Linked DNA regions of Homo sapiens: region 1 is linked to region 2. A link is a loop called in an ENCODE intact Hi-C map of the cell type or tissue named here. Cell type or tissue: IMR-90. All regions are shown on one strand. Links, peaks and the distances in the headings refer to the core of each region. The heading gives the core; the rest is flanking DNA.

Region 1 (5,375 bases), core at 123-5,122, 330 kb after region 2:
AACTCCGTTTCAAAAAAAAAAAAAAAAAAAAAAAAGGAAAGAAAGAAAGAAAAGTTACAGTTAAATTTTTACAAAGAAAACAAGATTGTTGTTGACATCACATGACTTAAACTCCACAATTCTGAGTATCACCCCATTTCTACCACTAAATAGCTCTGCAACTTGGGCCAAGTCACACAAAGACAGAGTGGCCAAGTGGTGGGAGCCTACTGGTCTGTGCCTCCTGCCCTGAATCATGACCGGTGCACACGCATCCATGTCCGCTCTGCTCCTTACAGCCTAACTCTAAGCAGTGCTGGCCTCCTCCTGCCCAAGGCAAACTCTTTCATCCATGCTCAAGATCCCTCCCCTCCTAGATCTGTACTGCCCACTTCCCATTAGTCAGTACCCCCATCTCCTTTTTTCATCCTCAGCCATGAGTCTTCGTCGTTCCTAAGTCCTGCTATGCGTTCTCTCTCCCCGTCCTTCACGGCAAACTCTTTGTAAGAGTGGACATTGCTTTCTGACTTCAATCTCTCTCATGATTAAAGAAATCCAAATTTAAAAATGAAATACTGTTTTTCATATATCAGACCAGGGGTAAAATTAACATTGATAATACCTAGCGTCAATGAGGGAATAAGAAACAGACATTGTTTCCCTACTCTTTTTGTGGAAACATAAACCATTGCATCCTTTTTTGGAGGACATTGGATAATATATGTCAAAATTCAAATTATTTGACCCGACAAACTTCCTGCTAAGAGTTTACTGAGAGGGCATCTATATAATGTATATTAGGCAGATTTTTTTAAAAAAACAGATTTATATATAATAAAATATGCAAGGCACAGAACAGTGTATATGGTATAATCTCTTTTGTGTTAAAAATAAGAAGAAAAGATAAGTGAATAGACACACATTTTGTTGGGTATGCATATCTTTTCCCTGAAGGGAACAATAAGAAATTGCTAATGTTGATTAATTACCAATAGGAAAGGGAATATGGAGTGGAAAACTTTCACCTTTCATTTAGAAACTTCATATATGTCTTGAGATTTCTTAATTTACACACAATTATTTTATTTATTATTTTTACATATCAGGAGTTACCTGAATAGAGACAGTAGAGGTCAACTTTTATTTTCTTCTTTGTATTTCTGTCTACTAAGAAATACTAAAGAAAACAATAAGGGCAAATGATAAGAAATAGTTATAGAGAATATAAACTATGTAAAAAGAGTTTTGCTTTTCAAGTACGGTAAATTCTGGTCCTACATATTCTAGCCTTTAGCCCCATGAGGTTGGTCTAACTATGAAGATACCTAGCCCAACTTCTTTCTTTCCCACATCCCAAGCCTGTCTCAGTCTTGCAACTCCCACTCCTTAGGAGTGAATGCCCCAGGAAAGGAAAGTCCTGGGGGACCAACGGTGTCTCCTTGCAGCAAAAGGATCTGAGTGTGTTCTTGCAGTTGGCCCAGCTGGCCCAGGCACTGGTTAATCTGCGGCAGACACAGAGCTCACCCGCTTTTCTCTGAAGCCCTGGCTGTTGTAATAATAAAATTTGGCTCACAGACAGGATGGGAACATCATTCTCTCAGCTATAATCACAATGAGCCTGGGGATACACACTTTATGTCCTGAATACAAAGCGAAGGAATGGGCAAAGACAACAAGGGGAGGGAAGATGAATAGGAAAATAAAAAGTGATAAATATCTCTAGGAGCTAAAGAAGGGACAAAGAGAAGAAAATGGAGTGGGAAGAAGGAAAATCCCAGAAAAAAATATAACGAGAAAGAGAGAGAAAAATTGTGAAGAGAAGAGAAGGTGATGATAAAAAAGAGAGACAAATAAGAAAGAAAGGAGAGGTGAGAGGAAGAAAGAGAAAGGGGGAAAGAAGGAGGGAGTTTCACCTAAGACACCATAAAACTTTCATAGACAATAAGTCTCTCCCATAAACAAGATGAGGATGAGTTAAATTAATAGGAATTCAAACATGTGGATTATATTTCCCTTCAAAGCCACATGGGTTTCTAAAAGAAACAGGCTAGGGGTTGGAGGCAAAATGCAAGCAATGTTTTTCCAATCTCATCATTTGACAAAAAAAAAAAAAAAAAAGTATTTGCAGTTGGAAGAGTTTGACATGCTTTTGAGTTCAGTGAATTCTGTGTTCTTATAATCACCTCTTCTCTCTAACTCCTGCTTTTGATTATGGGAAGTGATGCAGCTTCTGAGAAAATAACATCTGCCATTTTGGAAACGAAAAGGAAATGAATGCACAATCATTGTCTCACCTGAGGGAGGCCTCACAAATCATCCGGGTGTGTGTTGTGATGTTGGCCCCGCAGGGATGGTAAGGAGGGTGTGGGTTTTATTTGTGGGGTCCAGGCCATCTCTCATGCAGAGAACAGCCTTGCACAGAAGCTGAAGGGACACCTCTGCCTTCAGACCTCAGATGCCATGTTCCTCACGATCTAACAAGAATATTCTCACTGAATCAGCAGTCCCAGTGCCCTAGGGAGAGGGGTGGGCGGATGGGTGCTCACTTCCTATCCCTGTTGGCGTTTCCTGCCCACCTATTTCAGGTTGCCTTCTAACTGGCTCTGAGCTGGCTGAAATCATGCCCACAGCTTGCATAGGAGCCTGGCTGACAGGGCCTGAGTGACTTCACATGTCACCTACCAGTGACATAGATCAGAGCTTACAGTGAACTGATAGAAGAGCTCAGAGAATTTGCCATGAATTGTTATAAACCAGGAGGTGATTCCACCTGCCTTGGACTTTCTCTTACTGATATTCAGTGCTCTGTTGCCTCAGGACTCAGACAGTGCCTACAAAATGCCAAACCATCAGAAAAAGCTAAGAGCTTATTAATCATCTGGGAACTTCCAAAAGAAGTCAATCAGTGATGTAACATGCAGCAAATGCACATCTGTCATGTGTCCTGTAGTGACAGATGCTGTCCTTGTTCTAATCAAGCCCCCTCAGTGAATCTCCTCACAGCTTGGACACTGCCTCTAGCTCATGTGTGCTTTGCTCCTAGAGGCCCGAACCTATGACTTCCTTCAAATAACTGAACCAACCCTTGGAGCTACTCTGCCCAGGCTTGGAGACCTTGAAGTGCCTGGTAGTCTACATCCCCCAGTAGCCACAGACTGCCGGGGCAGGAGCCTGAAGGCCTTTTGACTCAAGGGGTCACTTGCAGACAGGGTCAGGCCAAGGCTGGGACTCCCCCTGAGATCACCTCCTTGCTTGGCTTCTTCCCCTCCCCTTTTCTGCTTACCCTACTCTCTTACTGGTCTCGCCTGGAAGCACTTCCTTAAGAAATCATTTGCTCTTGTACTGTTGCCTCAGAAAAACATCTTGGAGAACCTGACCCAAGACATCTGCCTCATGATAGGCACAATGAGGAGAAAAATAAAACTCTTGCCTTCAATGTGACTGTCCCACAACAAAGCAGTTAAGAAAAAATGTATATATTTTTGAGACAGGGTCTCACTCTGTTACCCAGGCTGCAAGCAGTGGCACAATCTTGGCTCACTGCACCTCCACCTCCTGGGTTCAAACGATTCTTGTGCCTCAGCCTCCGAGTAGCTGGGATTACAGGCACGTGCCATCACGCCTGGCTAATTTTTGTATTTTTAGCAGAGACAGAGTTTCGTCGTGTTGGCCAGCTGGTCTTGAACTCCTGGCCTCAAGTGATCCACCCACCTCGCCCTCCCAAAGTGCTGGAATTACAGGTGTGAGCCACTGTACCTGGCCAGGAAAAATATTTCTTAAACAGCAACAAGGGGGCAAAAATGTTGGGGTTCAGTTACACCCCATCTCTGTCATTGAATGCTTGTCATGGTGCCAGCACAGAGTAATGTTAATGTTAATAGAAAAGAAGAGTGAATAGAGCCAGAGGAGAGATAGGGGCACTTTCAAAAGAGATGGACTTTGAGACATGGGTAGAGCTCACAGCACTTGGCATAATGTTGGCACTAACATTGCACATGAACTCAATTCCTCCCTCTTTTGATCTAGAACTCTACTTGGAAGCAGGTTCGGGGGCTGAGAGAGAAACTTCCCCAGGGATCTGCCTGCCCTTTTCACCACTGCCTAATTCAGGAGGGTAGTTGGCTGCCAGAGTTGTTTCTTGTGAATTATTTGTGTCCAGACCAGAGTCCACCCGCTTTGATAGTCAGCTTTTTCCCAAGGTCTTGTGATTTGAATTCTCTTTGGGGAATAAGGGCATGACACGAGATATGTTATCCAGGGAGGTGTGAAAAATGCTCCCCAGGTTTAATTTCTGAAGAAATAAACCCCATCTTGCTTTCAATTCCGTTTTCTGATTGACTACCTTGTTGATTCACTCAGCTATCATTACCCAGCACCGACTGTGTGCCAGGCATTGAACTAACCTCCACTCACTCACTGTCTAATACAGGAGCAGATACATAATATTTTAGTTCAGCGTGATGAGGGCAATGATCTAACAAGAATATTCTCCCTGAATCAGCAGTCCCAGTACCCTAGTTGAGAGACCCACATGGGGCTCATAGAAGTACAGAGAACTGGACCCTCCCCGAGCCCACCACTGCCTACCACGCTTAATCAAGGCCAATTGCTCTTGAGTGAAGCCATGTGCAAATTAGTAGTCAAGGTCATTCTTGGGGTGACTACAACCTTTTTTGCACATACTTGTCTCCATCACAGCTTTCAAAAGAATTATTTTTCATATAAAAAAATCTCTTCCCTTGTAGCCTGGGTTTCCAAGGGTAAAGAAAATGAAGCATTCTGTAAACCACTTCTTTCATACAAATACGAGGAGCTTTCAAGCGGTAGATTTATGGTCTGTGTGTACACTGTTGCTTAGATCCCAACAGAAAAACAAAATGTAAGCTAATACATACACAGGTAGGAGAAATTCATATTTCACATGATATCCTAAAGTGATACCTGGTAAAACATCATTCTACTTCCTTTCTGAGTATCATCTCTGTGAATATCTTTGCAGCTGTTTTTATGAGCTTATTGGCAATCATGTGACCTTTTAGTGTCAACAATGCAACTTTAACTATTGCTTCTGTAGGTTTGATCTCTTCTCTGTATTTAGAAAGAAACCCCGGTAATTCCATCTTGAAAAACATTATTTTACACTCTTTCTGACTGGCGGTGTGGGACTCATTTAGTTTACTAAGGAGGTGATTGTATTGTTTTGGAAAATCCCATAAATGCTTAAATGGCTTTTATACTGCTGTTCAGCCATGGCTTTGAGGAAGTCAAATGGATTGACTGAATTCAGTGAATAGATGTAGAGAGTAAGGAAGATTAAGGGTTCAGGGGTGACCCTCAAGTTTCTAATTTGTTGGCTGTGTGTGGTGAAGCCCCCAGTTGAGAGACAGAATCCAAAA
Region 2 (5,375 bases), core at 230-5,229:
GAGAGAAGATGAGTTTGGCTAACCATCTTCATAGTCCAAGGAGATTGAGAAGCTCTTGCTCTGTGGTGGTGCGGGGGAAAGGCAGCAGAGGAGAAGGGCTGAGAGCAAGACTCACTCACTCACGATTGGGAGCAGCACAGCGCCTACTGGCTCAAAAAAAGGCCAGCCATGGTGGCTCACACCTGTAATCCCAGCACTTTGGAAGGCTGAGGCAGGAGTTCCCAGTGCTGGGTGAGCCCAGGAGTTCAAGACCAGCCTGGGCAAGATGGCAAGACCCCAACTCCACAAAAAATGTAAAAATTAGCCAGGGATGGTGGCTTGCCTGCAGTCCCAGCTACTCTAGAGGCTGAAGTGAGAGGATTGCTTGAGCCCAGGAGATCGAGGCTACAGTGAGCTGAGATCATGCCACTGCACTCCAGCCTGGGCAACAGAGTGAGACCCTGTCTCAAAAAGAAAAGAAAGAAAAAACCCACAAAAAACCTTGGCTTGGGGCCAGGCATGGTGGCTCACACTTGTAATCCCAGCACTTTGGGAGGCTGAGGTGGGCAGATAACGAGGTCAGGTTTTCATGACCAGCCTGACCAATACGGTGAAACCCCGTCTCTATTAAAAATACAAAAATTAGCCGGGCCTGGTGGCAGGCGCCTGTAATCCCAGCTACTTGAAAGGCTGAGGCAGGAGAATTGCTTGAACCCAGGAGGCGGAGGTTGCAGTGAGCCAAGATCATGCCATCGTACTCCAGCCTGGGCGACAGAGTGAGACTCCGACTCAAAACAAAACAAAACAAAACATGGCTTGGACCTAAATTATGTCCCACTGAATTGTGTGTCTTTGTTGCAGCATAAGCTATGACTGATGCTAGGCTTGGGGGAGCAACTCTTACTGTGTGGCGTTTGGTGTGGGTCTCAACCAGACGTCGGCCCCAGATCTATAGAGCCCTCAGGGAGGGAACTAATTACTACTCAGACTACTTGAGTTCAAGAAGCAACTGGGCCCATTATTTAACCCCTGTGTGCCTCAGTTTCCTTACCTGTAACATGAGGGTGTATCAGTTTGCTAGGGCTGCCAGAACACAGTACAACAGAATGGACTGCTTAAACAACAGAAATGTATCTACTCACAGTTCTGGAGGCTGGGAGTCTGAGCTCAAGGTGTCTCAGGGCTGGTTTGTTGGAGGCCTTTCTCCTTGGCCGATAGGCGGCCACCTTCTCCCTGTGTCCTCACAGGATCTTCCCTCTGTCTGTGTCTGTGTCCAAATTTCCTCTTCTTAGAAGTACACCAGTCATATTGTATTAGGGCCCATCCTAGCAGCCTCATCTTAATTACCTCTCCAAAGACCCTATCTTCCAATACAGTCACATTCTGAGGGACTGGGGTCAGGACTCCAATACATGAATTTGGAGGGGGACATAAATCAGCCCCTAACTGGAGGATAATATCAGAATTTATTCCTTCGCAAACTTGTAGAGTTGATTGAATTAAGACACGTAAAGTGCTTAGAACACTAATAGAAAATGCTTTTTACTACTACTATTATTGTTATTTAGAGACAGCATCTTGCTCTGTCACCCAGGCTAGAGTGCAGTGGCATGACCATAGCTCACTGCAGCTTCGAACTCATGTCCTCAAGCGATCCTCCTGCTTGGTCTCCTGAGTCGCTAAGATTGCAGGCGTGCACCACCAAACCCAGCCTGTTTGTTTTCTTCCTTTCTCTCTCTCTCTCTCTCTCTCTCATTCTTTCTGATAGAGTCTTGCTCTGTCACCCAGTCTGGAGTACAGTGGCGTGATCACAGCTCACTGCAACCTCCGCCTCCCTCAAGTGATTCTCCTGTTTCAGCCTCCTGAGTAGCTGGGATGACAGGCACGTGCCACCATGCCCAGCTAAATTTTGTATTTTTAGTAGAAACGGGGTTTCACCATGTTGGCCAGGCTGGTCTCGAACTCCTGACCTCAAGTGATCCACTGCCTTGGCCTCCCAAAGTGCTGGGATTACAGGCATGAGCTACTGCGCCTGGCACCCAGCCTGCTTTCTATTGTTTAAGATGCAGAAATGACGTATGAAAGCGGGGCAGCCACTTTACAGGTTTCCCCAAGCTCCTGCCTCCCCTGAAATTTGGCTCCTTTGAGTCCTAATGGTTCTCGGACCCCATGCCCTCAGAAGCCTTCCCTACTTGCTTCAGGCGCCTCCCTTCTGAGGTCACAGCTCTGAGGCCAGGATCCTCTGTAACCGCCTTCTCCCCACGAGGCAGCCTGATTGCGTGGCCCCTTGAAAGCAATTAAGCCTGTGGTTTTCAAACTGTGGTCTCCAGACCATCAGCATCACCTGGAAACTCGTTAGAAAGGCACATTCTTGGGCCCACCCCATACCTCTGTGTTAATAAACCCTCCCGCTGATTCTAATGCGTGCTCCAGGCTGAACAAGAAGGTCCTCAGTGAAGGAATCAATTCTGCCGAACTACCGCTTGGGGACAGCACAGGACCACAAGGTAACCATGGCTGATGAAAAGCACCCGCAAATTGCAAAAGCCTCTCACTGCCCTTCCGGCCTCCAGTGTTGCTGTAAGCCCCCTTCAGTTCTCCCCACATACCCTGCATGACCTCTGGAAACCTCATACCTGATGGTGTCACTGGTTCAGAATTCTTCAGCAGCTCCCTAGGACATGAAAGGTCCTTCATTTGCTGAGCAGTATCTCCTGCCAGGTGCATCTTGCACGGGCTCCTCTCTCTCTGTCTCTGTACGTTCCCTGGGGTCGGACCCACCTGGGTTCGAATTTCAGCCCTGCCATTTACCGTCTGGGCGTGATGTGGGCAAGATACATCATTTTGAGCCCCTCATCTATGAAATGGGAGCAGTTAATAAGACTTTTCTCATGGGGCGGTTATGAGAGTCGGAGACCTCATGTATAAAGAGATTTTAGCCTAGGATCATGCAAACAGTAGGTGCCTGATATGCAGCAACTCTGCTTCCCCATCTGCACTGCCAAGTGCAAGAGGCAGTTGCCCACAGGCCCATCTCCGTGCCGGGTGTAGTAGGTGCTGTCTGAGTCCCACCAATCCTCTGACTTCGTGGCTTCCATCTGCCAGAACCTGTGTGTCTTTGCCTGGGGCTTTCTCTGGCTGCTGGTATCCACTGTGGTACCAGGGCCATAAATCTCTGTAAATTGGGGATGATAATAATGCCTACCTCATGGCACTGTTGGGAGGCCTTGTTAGTACCCTGCGTAGAAGGGGGCCTCAGATGTTGGGGTGCTGTTGGGGTGCTGTCTCTGTAACTCGCCTACCCACAGGAGTAGCCGTATCAGGAATACTGGGCAGTAGATGAAAGACGTGGGCCTGGCTCACATGGTGGCTCTCTGCTCTGCCACCCAGGCCGGCACCTGAGACGCCTGAATTGATGTCATAGGATGTAAGAGGACACCAGGAGCCTGGGGCTGCCAGTAACCCTGGCACCTTGGCAGGGCAGTGAGTTCTTCATAGCCTCTGAGAACCTGGACCATCTCAAGCTGGGGACCTGGAGGTGACTCAGCCCCTCAGCCTGCAGCCTGCAGGGCCAGAGGGACCTGCACTTTCCTGGGTGGGTGGGTGAGGGGCATAGACCTTGTCCAAAGTCACTGTCATCAGGACCCCACTCTTTCTTGTGGTTGCTTCCTGGGGGTTTCTCTGCCCTTTATCTTCATGTTCTGTGTGGGGCTAATCTGGCCCTTGGATGCAGTAGGCATTTATCTATGTGACTTGATGTAAGGGGCTCCAAAAATGCCCCCCGCCCAACCAGCCTAAATATCTCCCTGCCAGACTGTCATACTGTCTGTGCATGAAACCCCTGGCTTCAGCATTGCCCTCTCCCATTTCCTCGTATTGAAATAGGTGGCAAGCTGCAGTCAGGACTGGCAAAGAGCCCTGTGCAAAATGAAAATGGAGGGCTCCTCGTCCAAAAGTTAGGAAGAATTTCAAGGCAACAACAGAAGAGAATTCAACTAAGCACGGGGCCCTGCACTGCTGCACAGGCTGTGCACTCTTGAAGCCAGCTCTGCCTGCAGCCTGAGCTCTTAGCGAGACAGGATCACCTCCTTTCCTTGCACCAGTGAGGAGCCCTGGAGCTGCCCAGATCAAGGACACAAAGACAAAACGAGCCTCTTTACTCAGCTCAGGACAATTGTTGTTTTCGGAGATGGGTGAAGCTCAGGGCCCTCTGTCCAGCTGGCCTAACTTCAGGGCCTCCTGAAATTCCTCTGGGTTCTCCAGGCCCCTGGAGTCCTGGCAGTTGATGGGGCATTTTCTGCCTATGGCCTGGCTGGCCCTGAGCTTGTCCTTACTCTATTGCAGTGTTTGCCTTGCCTGCTGAGGGACTCGCTCTGGCATGTGGGCCTGATCCTGAGGGGTCCTTTTCCTGTTTCCTGAACAACCACCAGATCTTTGGATTTAGCTCCTAGCAGCCCCAGGAGCACCCCCAGACAGACTTCCCGTGCTTGGGGCTGTTCTAGGCTCTCCAGATCCACTGTCTTCTCCATCGCCCTGTGCCCCACAAGGCTGAGCTGGGTGGCTGCCTCTGTGGGCTACCTGTGCTTTTGCTTCTGGTTGGGTATGACCAATGGAAGAGAGGGAGGAGTGAGAGAGGTGGGCATTTACCCGCCAGCTCCCTCCTGGGGCTGCTGTAGCCTGGCTGTGTCCCTGCCCCAGGTGCCAGCTGCTTGTCAGGCAGCTCTCCCCGCTCAGCCCTTTCTGCCTCTGGGTTCTAACCCTCCCCGCTAGCAGCTCCCTCCCCTTGGACTGCCAGGCCTTGGGTGGTCACAGATTCCAGCTGTCACTACTGTTCCCTCCCTTGAGATCTCCCAATACCCTGACCATCCTTTGTGAATGGTTCCTTTATTAAACTCTCCCAGAATTATCCGAATTTGAATTTGTAACTATTTCCTTCCGGGTCCCTGACTGGTAGAAAGATCTTTGCTCTATGTTGTACCCCTGATCTATCTTTGTAGCCCTCAATCCCTTGGGACAGCCAGGTCAGGGACCAGATGTCCAGGAACTCAGGCCAGAGCCCACTCCCAATCTCCTTGGAGAACACCACAGAAGAAGTGGGGACCCTCCCCCAGGCCCCCCAAACACACCCACCGGGTACTCCATCCTCAGGGAATTGGGCACCAGGGGCCTACACATTGTGTCTTTTTCTCCTTCAGCTTCGGGGCTTGATGGAGGTAAGACAGTCAGCCAGAGAGGCTCATCCCCACACAGGCCCCCGGTGACCAGGTAACTAGGTAACCAGACAAGTATACAATTAGACAACTAGGCAACCAGATAACCAGACGACAGGCAACCAAACAACTAGATAACCAGGCAACCAGGCAAGCCGACAAGTAGGCAGCATTCTCTGAGGGGGA

What was found. A loop is a pair of places that touch in the nucleus more often than their neighbours do. Peaks named below come from ENCODE experiments on the same cell type or tissue, not always from the same donor. Only the 100,000 strongest peaks of a DNase experiment are listed, where the experiment ranks them.
Region 1: a loop joins it to region 2, with 9 times the contacts of the local background. A loop is called at or near these places in 1 of 110 quality-filtered maps.

Annotation. Positions count from the first base shown.
Region 1 is chr20:4,433,382-4,438,756 of GRCh38, forward strand. No RefSeq gene overlaps it. Among named protein-coding and RNA genes, the nearest start is that of ADRA1D, 190 kb to the left of the region's middle. In IMR-90, for the core only: no CTCF peak of the experiment used is centred there; a DNase peak (open chromatin) is centred at 2,010; H3K27ac peaks cover 815 bases.
Region 2 is chr20:4,106,348-4,111,722 of GRCh38, forward strand. No RefSeq gene overlaps it. Among named protein-coding and RNA genes, the nearest start is that of SMOX, 40 kb to the right of the region's middle. RefSeq lists enhancers at 2,512-3,064, 3,065-3,616, 3,950-4,514. In IMR-90, for the core only: a CTCF peak has its summit at 2,469; a DNase peak (open chromatin) is centred at 2,474.